Linked DNA regions of Homo sapiens: all the other regions are linked to region 2. A link is a contact called in ENCODE Hi-C or POLR2A ChIA-PET data. All regions are on one chromosome and are shown on one strand. The core of a region is the stretch at or near the end of the contact, and the rest is flanking DNA. Distances in the headings are between cores, read along the strand shown.

The links. Hi-C counts contacts between places; a loop is a spot of excess contacts on that map. ChIA-PET counts read pairs that join two places held with the same protein, here RNA polymerase II (POLR2A). Pooled maps may share reads with other maps.
Region 1: a loop to region 2 is called in a map of heart right ventricle, with 2.4 times the contacts of the local background. The contact joins two enhancer-like sites. A Hi-C loop is called at or near these places in 1 of 168 maps with a recorded cell type or tissue (heart right ventricle) and 3 of 50 pooled maps.
Region 3: a map of prostate gland shows a loop between it and region 2 (2.2-fold over the local background). The contact joins two enhancer-like sites. A Hi-C loop is called at or near these places in 1 of 168 maps with a recorded cell type or tissue (prostate gland) and 1 of 50 pooled maps. POLR2A ChIA-PET finds 5 or more read pairs at or near these places in 1 of 52 experiments (Panc1).

The regions. Positions count from the first base shown.
Region 1 is chr15:45,827,962-45,831,271 of GRCh38, forward strand. The region is part of intron 1 of LOC105370802 (a long non-coding RNA gene); the gene reads left to right. Among named protein-coding and RNA genes, the nearest start is that of SQOR, 190 kb to the left of the region's middle. Within about 2 kb of position 1,535, at least 2 of the 41 ENCODE cell types and tissues checked have a DNase peak (open chromatin) inside an H3K27ac peak, as active enhancers do.
Region 2 is chr15:45,890,207-45,893,495 of GRCh38, forward strand. The region is part of intron 2 of LOC105370802 (a long non-coding RNA gene); the gene reads left to right. Among named protein-coding and RNA genes, the nearest start is that of SQOR, 260 kb to the left of the region's middle. Within about 2 kb of position 1,850, at least 8 of the 41 ENCODE cell types and tissues checked have a DNase peak (open chromatin) inside an H3K27ac peak, as active enhancers do; they include prostate gland, where a contact is called at or near this core.
Region 3 is chr15:45,854,071-45,857,200 of GRCh38, forward strand. All of the region lies in intron 2 of LOC105370802 (a long non-coding RNA gene), which reads left to right. Among named protein-coding and RNA genes, the nearest start is that of SQOR, 220 kb to the left of the region's middle. Within about 2 kb of position 1,626, at least 4 of the 41 ENCODE cell types and tissues checked have a DNase peak (open chromatin) inside an H3K27ac peak, as active enhancers do; they include prostate gland, where a contact is called at or near this core.

The DNA of each region.
Region 1 (3,310 bases), core at 285-2,784, 63 kb before region 2:
TCTTTATACACAATCACTCTGTTTCTTTGAAGGGGAAATCATTCAATGTATGCCAAAACACAAATTTGGAAGGCGATTTGATCTAACACATAGAATGTTTACGAAATTTATTTCCATATATCTGGAGATCAAAGATGCATATAATGCTCTACTCTCAAGAAAAACCATAGCTTGGTCATGGAGATGATATGTAAAATAAGTAAGTCTAGTCCAATGAGTACATAAGGTATTTCTTGTTGTTGTTTGTTTTTTTTTGGAGACAGAGTCTCACTCTGTCACCGAGGCTGGAGTGCAGTGGCGTGATCTCGGCTCACTGCAACCTCTGCCTCCTGGGTTCAAGCAATTCTTGTGCCTTGGCCTCCCAAGTAGCTGGGATTACAAGTGTGTGCCACTACTCCTGGCTAATTTTTTGTATTTTTAGTAGAGACAGGGTTTCACCATGTTGCCCAGGCTGGTCTTGAACTCCTGAGTTCAGGCAATCCACCCACCTCAGCCTCCCAAAGTGCTAGGATTACAGTTGTTAGCCACTGCACCCAGCCCCAATGAGTACATAAGGTATTTTGGAAAACTAAGAGAGCAGTTGCTGCTTCTGTGGACTGTATTTCGGGAGAAGGCAGTCAGAGGGAGCACAGAGAGGAGGTGGCATCTCAGTGTTGGCCTTGAAGGATGAGCAGAGACTCACGGCAGGTGGCGGCACTGGAAAGAAGCACACTAAGAGGCACTGAAAACTGATGATGCGGCCGGGCATGGTGGCTCACGCCTGTAATCCCAGCACTTTGGGAGGCCGAGGCGGGTGGATCACGAGGTCAGGGGATCAAGACCATCCTGGCTGACACAGTGAAACCCCGTCTCTACTAAAAATACGAAAAATTAGCCGGGCATGGTGGCGGGTGCCTGTAGTCCCAGCTACTCGGGAGGCTGAGGCAGGAGAATGGCGTGAACCTGGGAGGCGGAGCTTGCAGTGAGCCGAGATCACGCCACTGCACTCCAGCCTGGGTGACAGAGCGAGATTCCATCTTAATTAAAAACTGATGATGCCCAAATAGGACTGAAGTAGGCATAAAAAGTCCTCCTCTCTGTAGGCAGGTCATCCGTTGAGCGTTCAGCTCTTAGCAGAGAGGAGCCCCTGGAAAGGGTGGCTCCTCTCCACAGGCAAGTCATTTGAAAGTCTCTGCAAGTCTCTGAAGCTTTCAGCAGAGAGGGTAGCTCCTCTCTGCAGCTGGCCGTCTCATTGTCTCCAGCTGTCAGCAGGGAGGATACTCCATTCCGCACCTGGTCGTCCTGTCCTGTAGTCTCTCTGCCTTCTTCATCCTCTGGCTAAGCCCAGGGCTTTTATGGACCTCAGAGGGAAGGAAGTGCATGCGGATTGGTCCATGGGTGGCCATAGGTGGGTTGGAAGAGGCACCAGGAGTCCCCACTCCGGTTAGCAGGACTGGTAGTCCAGCCCACAGCCTTCAGGCCCTCCCTGGCCTGAAAGTGGGGCCTTACTGGGGACCCCGCCCCCTTCCACCCAGGACTCTGTCTGCCTCTGACTGCCATTCATGGCCCTGGGGCTTGGCCCCAACCCCGCTCTGAGAATGGAGCAGGTGCTAGGAGCAGAGAGAGGCCAGGCAGTAGGAGCAGACACCCCTGAGCCTGCAGGGACTGGGAGGCGGGGGTTCCTCCCTGGGGCACTGGAGGGTGCAGGCTGCAGAGACGCCCCAGTCCTGTGCCTGGGAGGGTGGGCGCAGCTGCACCCGGGAGCTTCTGCCTGGCCAGCTCGGAAGGGGCAGGGCTCCTGCTTGTTCCCGGCTCTGCCAGCTTCCTGGAGCTGGAGGCCCAGATCTGCAGGCTGCAGGCGCTGCAGCTGCAGCTGCACCTGAGAGGGCAGATCCTGCCTGTTCCCAGCGCCCCCAAGAGCACAGGGAGGCTGGGATCCACAGCTGCAGGTTAGGCGGTTGCTACCTTCTCCCTAGAGCAGGAGGCCTGGGTCTGCAGCTGAAGTTTGAACAGCTGCAGTGGCATGAGCTCCGGTCCCAACTCAGAAGGGGCGGGGCTCCCACTGGCTCCAGGGAGTGGCGTGATGACAGCAACCACTACCATGAATACCATTGGCAAAGTAATATGGGGCAAAACCTCCCCTCTTAGTCCATGGACACCACATATTGAACCCAAGGTTGGTTCCAGCTCAACTGTGGTTACTTTAAGGAGGATTCTGGTCAATTAAATCCAACTCAAGAAATGTTTATTGAATCTACACTATCTGTGAGGCCCAAAGAAAATCGCAGCCTTCATTTCAGGACCAGCATGGAAATTGCTATGACTTTGTGTTTGTGTTGGGGCAGACTTGAAAATTCTGCATGTGCTGTGTGCTGATATCCAACCCAGAATGATGCTTATCATAGTATGCTTTGTTTGTAGAAGCATATAATTGACATATCGTTGAATTTCTGTGAAGCTAATGTGGGTTAAATAATGACAGCCTTTTCCAGGTGCCTGGCTCATCTCTGTGCTTTTGCATTCCTGAGGGGATTCTGTCCACACTGGGTGCTGTGCTGGCTGTTGTGAGTGGCACAAAGCATTCAGACAGAGTTGCTGGTGGGTCTCCTTCCACCTAAGAGTCACCGTCAAGCAGTTGCCCCCTGGCTAAACGTGCAGAGATCAATAGCATTTTGTCTGTTAAGGATCAGAATTTGCTTCTGTTTGTTTCTGTCATGTTTATTTACGACTCTAGGAGCTCACCTATTTGTTTTTCTCTCAGCCAAATCTTGGTGCTATTCTGCTTTTCTTGAGGACATAGCTTAGAATGCTAACTGGGTAGTATTAAAGCCAAGGACCATTAGGAACACACCTGGAGTAAAAACAAAAAGTTAGGTTAACGGGGCTTGCAGTAGCAAGGAAGGACACACCAGAGATTAACTGTGGGGGGCCCCCTTACAGGATTCAGGCTTATGCTGGATGATTTTCACGAGGGGTTAGGAGAGCAGAGGCTGGTTTCGGGTTGTGTTGTGTCAAGAGGGAGGGTCAACTTGGTGACCAGGTATCTTAATACATTTTATCAAAGAGGCTGATGGATTAAAGCTGGGCTAGGAGAAGTCACTTGTGTTAGTCAGAAGAGGGGATGTTTTGTGATTGTTGAGGTTGTGGAGTGGCCATGTCTCTGTCTTTTTCCAAACGTAGCAGCAGTGGCCTTGTGTGAGCATTGTTCAGATTCACTGTTTATGTTCAGTTGGGAACATCATTGTTTGGCTGCTGGTGGGGCCATTTTTAATGTTCTTAGTAGCTTCCTCATTTGTAAAATGAGAGGACTGCATAAGAACAGTGGTTTCAA
Region 2 (3,289 bases), core at 600-3,099:
TTTTTAAAACAGATGTCAGTCACTAGTATAGTAAAACATCTGCAGTATACTGATAACACATAATATTAAAATAGAACAAATGTGTTTAAATAAACATACTTAATCCTCTTACCCACAAGAGATCTGGTATTCTTGTTAGATGCTTTTCCTAAGTCAACACATGACTTCTCCTTTCCTCTAGAGCCACTGTGATACTATTCTTTTTAAATTGACATTTCTACATGTTAAGTCCAATGGTTTCTTTTTTCCCGGAATTTCTCCAACTATATAATATCGTAAACTAATAAAAATTAACTCTATGTTTTCCAATGCCATTTTCATTCTTGGGTATGAAGGATAGGGAGGGCTTGAGGTTCTAGGAGTTGAATATAATTAACTCATCAGAAACCTTCCTTTTAATTTTTAGGCCATGTAAACTTACCAATTCTAACAGTACAAGAAGTAGACATGTGGATGACAAAGAGATACAAGCAAGTTGTGGACATTTTTATATGTAATATTTTTGTTTTATGAGGAATTAAAGGTAGTATGTTAATAAATTAGTTTTAATAATTTAAACCCTAATTCCCAGATGGTAAGTTGAAAATTAAATTGTCTAATTAATGGAAAATGATGATGAAGTTTTAGAACCTCAAACCCTGTGATCTTAGAATCTGAAACTCTACATTTTGAACAAAAAAACCACTGGAGGTATATCAGTATCTGAGCATATGAGTTCAGCATTTTAGCCTCTGGCTCAGGAAAGACTGTAGACTGAGAATAGCTGGAGGAGGTGAATAGGACACTTGGGATAATCCTGGAGTTTCTATGTGAGCCAAGAGTTTAGGGATATAGTCTGTACAGATATAACCCTTTCTGTAAAGTGTCTACAAGTTAATGGATATGTTTAGATTTTTTTGACAGAAATTGAATTTATTTCCTGTCTATCAAACAAATTTTGTTTTGTTTTGAGATAGGGTTTCACTTTGTCACCCAGGCTGGAGGGCCTCTGCAACCTCTGCCTCCCAGGTTCAAGTGATTCTTGTGCCTCAGCCTCCTGAGTAGCTGGGACTACAGGCGTGTGCCACCATGCCTGGCTCCTTTTTGTATTTTTAGTAGAGATGGAGTTTCACCATGTTGGCCAGGCTGGCCTCGAACTTCTTAACTCAAGTGATCTGCCCACCTCAGCTTCCCAAAGTGCTGAGATCAGAGGCATGAACCTGTGCCCGGCCTCAAACACGTTTTTTCATGACTTTATACTCTCACATGTAGTTAGACCCAAACCTATATCTTTGACCAGCAAGAGGAGGCAAGACAAAGGGAGGCAATGGAGGAAGGTAAGAAATATCATTTGCAATAATTCTCAAATACGTCCCTTCCTTTACATTTCCTTTATCATCATGCCATTTCAGGATCTTATGTTATACCCAGTGTGGCTTTATAATGATAATAATAATGATAATTTAGATGATAATGTCATATACTAAGTGCTTTGTACATATTAACTCATTTAATCCTCACAACAAATCTATAAAGTAGGTAATATTACTATACCTACTTGGCAATTGTGGCAATGGGCTTGGAGTAGCTGAGCAGTTCGTCCAAGTTCACACAGTAAATGCCACAGCAGGAATTCCACATCAGGCAGTTTGGTTCCAGAGTCCAAGCCCATAATCACTAACGCTTTGTGGTCTTCTAACTGAATGTCTTGCCTCTTGGCTAGCCTTAGATTGCTGTCAGATTTAATGTTCTTAAAATACTACTTTGAACATTTTATTCCTGTGCTCAAAAGGCTTCTTGGCTTCTTCCCAGAGTAAAGTCCAAATTTCTCAGCTGGGCAGGACACTATCTGGTTCCAGCCTAGCTTGCCAGCACCACCTCCTCTATTCCTCCCAAGGACCTTCCATTCCTGGCAGGCTAATGTGCTCACTGCCTGGATGATCACTCCCCCTCTACTCTGTCATGAGATTACCAGGTGCTTTTCCTATTTTTCTGTGCTTATTTTGTATGCCACTTTTTCTGCCAAGTATTTTTTCTCCCCATCTCCTCTGTCGTGAGATTACCAGGTGCTTTTCCTATTTTTCTGTGCTTATTTTGTATGCCACTTTTTCTGCCAAGTATTTTCTCTCCCTGTCTCCTTCTCAGCCATTCAACTCAGCACCAGATTTGCTATTGGGCAGAGTGACCAGGCTGTGATGAAATTCTAAGCCATGACCAAAGACATGGGAATGCATGGCCTGGAGGACCAAAGACTCATAGGGACAAAATTAGCCCTCTTTAATTAATAGGCTGCCATGTGGAAGAAGTTTAGAGTAGTTTTATTCAGTCTGAATATGAGACAGCTAAGACGAGGGGATAGAAGTAAATGGAAGAGAGGAAGTCCTTTCATCTTCACGGAGTTCTGATTTTACATTTAAGATCACCAAGGAATAGGTTGTCTTTACAGCAAACTATATTCTGTGACCCACTGCTAGTCCGCAAAGATCTTCCTGCTGGGTCAAAAACAAATGCAAAATTCAGGTCTTTCTTCACAGGGCATCCATCCAGAGGATTCAGAGGATTCAATTCCATTGACTTTTATCTTTGTCACTAACAGAAGGTGTCTCAAGTAAGAGTTATTACATTTCAGTATTCATAAACTAAAGTGTGTGCACTTTTCAGCTTACTGAGGAATAGTAATTTAACAAATGGTACTCAGTAATTGACAGCATGGCAAAACTCCTATTGTGCATACTTATAGGTAGAAATTAGGAAATTCACAGGAAGTCCCAGACACACTGCTTCATGATTAATTGTTGCCTTTTTTTTTAAACTGATAACTTGATAATATTTATGATACATTTATAACAAAGTTTAATTAAAAATTATCGGTTTAGCATCATTATTATCTAGTTAATTGCATAGATTGTTGCATTCACACTTTAGTATATAGTGGGATATATTTGCTTACAGCATTTTGCACCTATAATTTTCCAGTAACAAGAATTTAAAATCATATATTTAGCTCTTCTTACCTCTACAGACATAATTCTTTCTCTAAGTATATAAACTCCAACTCTCTCTCTAACCCCTCCAAATTGCTTTGCTTACTCAGTGGTATCAATATTATTATCATCACCAAGTACCACCCTGTCCTCAGAAGAGGAAGGTGGGCTCTGAGGTCTTTTGTGTCTCCCATAAGTGCCACTGACAAAAATGACTATTTGATAGCATTTTTTTTTTGTAATGAGGACTCAAAAACCAGATAGATGATTCCATGAAATGGGCTTTGTGTGTGCTTTCTATTTAGATATTTTATGCTTTTCAGACT
Region 3 (3,130 bases), core at 376-2,875, 36 kb before region 2:
CCCCCCCGTTCCACTCCCTAACTTCTTTATTATTATTATTATTATTATTATTATTATTATTATTATTATTGTTTTTTAGACAGTTTTGCTCTTGTTGCCCAGGCTGGAGTGCAGTGGCGCGATTTTGGCTCACTGCAACCTCCACCTCCTGGGTTCAAGAGATTCTCCTGCCTCAGCCTCCTGAGTAGCTGAGATTATAGGCGCCCACCACCATGCTCGGCTAATTTTTTGTATTTTTAGTAGAGAGAGGGTTTCATAATGTTGGCCAGGCTCGTCTCAAACTCCTTAACTCAGGTGATCCACCCATCTCAGACTCCCAAAGTACTGGGATTACACAGGCGTGAGCCACCACACCTGGCCCACTCTCCAACTTCTTATGTCCATTTTCCTAGGCCACTTCTAGAGATGATAGCACATAGATCTCAAAATAGTTTTAAAATCTTGAGTTATTAGTTTAAAACAGCATTAGGAGAACTTACAAGTACTTACTCTGTCATAACCTGGTTCAGCTTGTCCCAGGCTCTGTGCCATCGTGGAATCCTTTCTGTTTCCTCCTAAGTCATTTGGTCTCTCCTTTCGCCTTGTCTGAATCAGGTCTGCCCTCAATGCCAAGTCAACACCTGCCTCCCTTTCTCAGGGTACAGTCAGAATGTAGATTATGTCTCAATTCAAGTATGCCTTGAGAACGAGATTTCCATAGAGTAAAAAAAAAAAAAAATCACTGTGAAAGAGATAATGGGAAAAGAAGATGAACAGCTGCCTCTCTTGGGGTGGGGAAGAGAAAGAGAAATCAGAAAACATACATGGGAGAAAACTACTTTTTTAAGAGTTGGCTTTTCTCAGATGATAAGTAGTTTTATGAAACGAGTTTACTTGAAATCACATGGCCTTGGTTCAAACTTTGGCTCTACTACTTATTGCTGTGTGACTTTGGACAAGTCACTTAACCTCTCTGGTCTCAGGTTTTTTGATATTGCCTCAGGACAATAATATCCGATTTTTGGGAGGTTGTGAGAATTCAAGTTTCAAGTGTTGAGAACAGTGCTTGACACGTAGTAACTACTCAACAAACATTAATTTTTGAAAAGCCATATGTTTTTGGACCAAATTTGCCAATGTTAAAATGACCATAATAATGATAACAATATTCACAAATCAATGCCTAGAGTATCTGGAGCTGGCGGTGCATGTTTGCAGGCCTGGTTCTCAGGCAAGTCCAGGAACCTAGAAGTTTGTTCCTCTTCTGCAAATGCTGGGGCAATGGGAAGGGAACAAAGCAGATAAGGTTTCCAGACCACAGTCAGTTGGCAATCCCTGCCCTGGTAAATAGAGGACTGTGTGATGTCTGTTTACCGTGTGCTCAAGAAAGGAATTCCAGCCTGGCTTTCTTTCAACTTGGTGCTAACCACCTGGAGAGGAATAGTTTAAGAAAAGATTTAAAGTACCAGTACTTTTCAACAGAGCTATGAGAACCTGCTTGCTAAAAATTCATCTTGTCTAATAATTACATTTTTCAAAACTCTGCAGAGCTGTGATGGTCCCCGTGGTTAGTACATCCTCTAACACAAACAGACCCAAGCAGACAAGAAGGGTGGGCCTGATGCAGGACATTTGCCCAGAGCCGCCAAGTCAAAGTGAGCTTTGTGTACAGCCTGCTGGCTCATTAGGGGTGTAGCTGCTGCATGCTGGTTCATTAGGGGTGTAGCTTCACATCCAGGTTCCCTGGGCTCTTCAGGACAGAGAGGCAACCTAGTGAATGGGAAAGGACACTGGCCTAGTGGGAGGTGTTTGGGTCATGAGGGTGGATCTCTCATGAATGGCTTAGTGCTGTTTCAAGACTAGAACCAAGAATGAGTTGGATTAGGAGGTCTAAGATTCAGAGAGCTGAAGTTCTTCTGCTGTAAAAAGAGGTTCATAACATGAAGATCTACCTATTTGCCAAGGTCACGGGAGAGGTCTAATGAGAATAAAAACTATAAAGTGCTGTTCAAACATTAGATGGAGTCATTACCTGTTCTGTTGATAGAGTACCAGAATACCTGTATGTGAGTCTGTGCATATGTTCCTGTGTGCTCGTGACAAAAACAGACTCACTTTAAACACACACATTTTATATTGCTGTTCCTATTATTTCTGGATCTTTAAGAAAAATAATTTGCAAAAGTAATAATGCTTGCAGCAAACATTTACGTATACTTTCACTTCTCTGAGGCAACCACTGTCAGCTTTGTTTTAGTCTGAGTACTCCGAGAAGCAGATGCCAATCTGGTTAGACATGCAAGAGATTTATTAATGAAAACACCTGTAAGGACAATGAAGAGTGAGTCAGGGGAGAGGAGGAGAGTCATCTGACTGAAATGCAGACCTGAGGCCTGTGAAGAGAGAGAGAAGGAAGGAAGGTCTTAGATAGTAATGCAGTTTTGAGAAAGTTTCACTGAGAAAGACACAGACTTTGAGGCAAAGTCTTGTGTCAGGAGTTGTGCCTCTCCCAGAAATGGACCTGCTTTTGTATTCTTACTGCATTTATTCATTGGCTGGGATCAGCCTCACATTGTCATGGCCGCTGCAGTGCCTAGTCTTTCAGACTTTCTCTATGTCTATGTAATCTTTTGTAACACACACACACACACACACACACACACACACACACACACATGCATGAATATGTATAGATATCTACATAAACACTTACAGTTTTGTGGGTAGAGCCATGCTTTACATTTTGTTTGGCAACTTGCAATTTTCATTTAATAACAATTTTTTATGAACATCATCATATCAGTATATGATATGGTTTGGATATTTGTCTCCTCCCAATCTCATGTTGAAAATTGATCCCCAGTGTTGGAGGTGGGGCCTGGTGGGAGGTGTTTGGGTCATGGGGACGGGTCCCTCATGAATGGCTTGGTTTTGTCCCAAGACTAGAACCAAGAGTGAGTTCTTGCTCTACTAGTTCACATGAAAGCTAGTTGTTTAAAAGAGCCTAGTACCTCTCTTGCTGTCTCTTTCTTGCCATGTGACACACCGGCTCCCCCTTTGCCTTCTTCCATGATTGGAAGCTTCATGAGGTCGTGACTAGAGGCAGATGTTGGCACCATGCTTTTTGTAAAGCCTGCAGAACTGTGAGCCA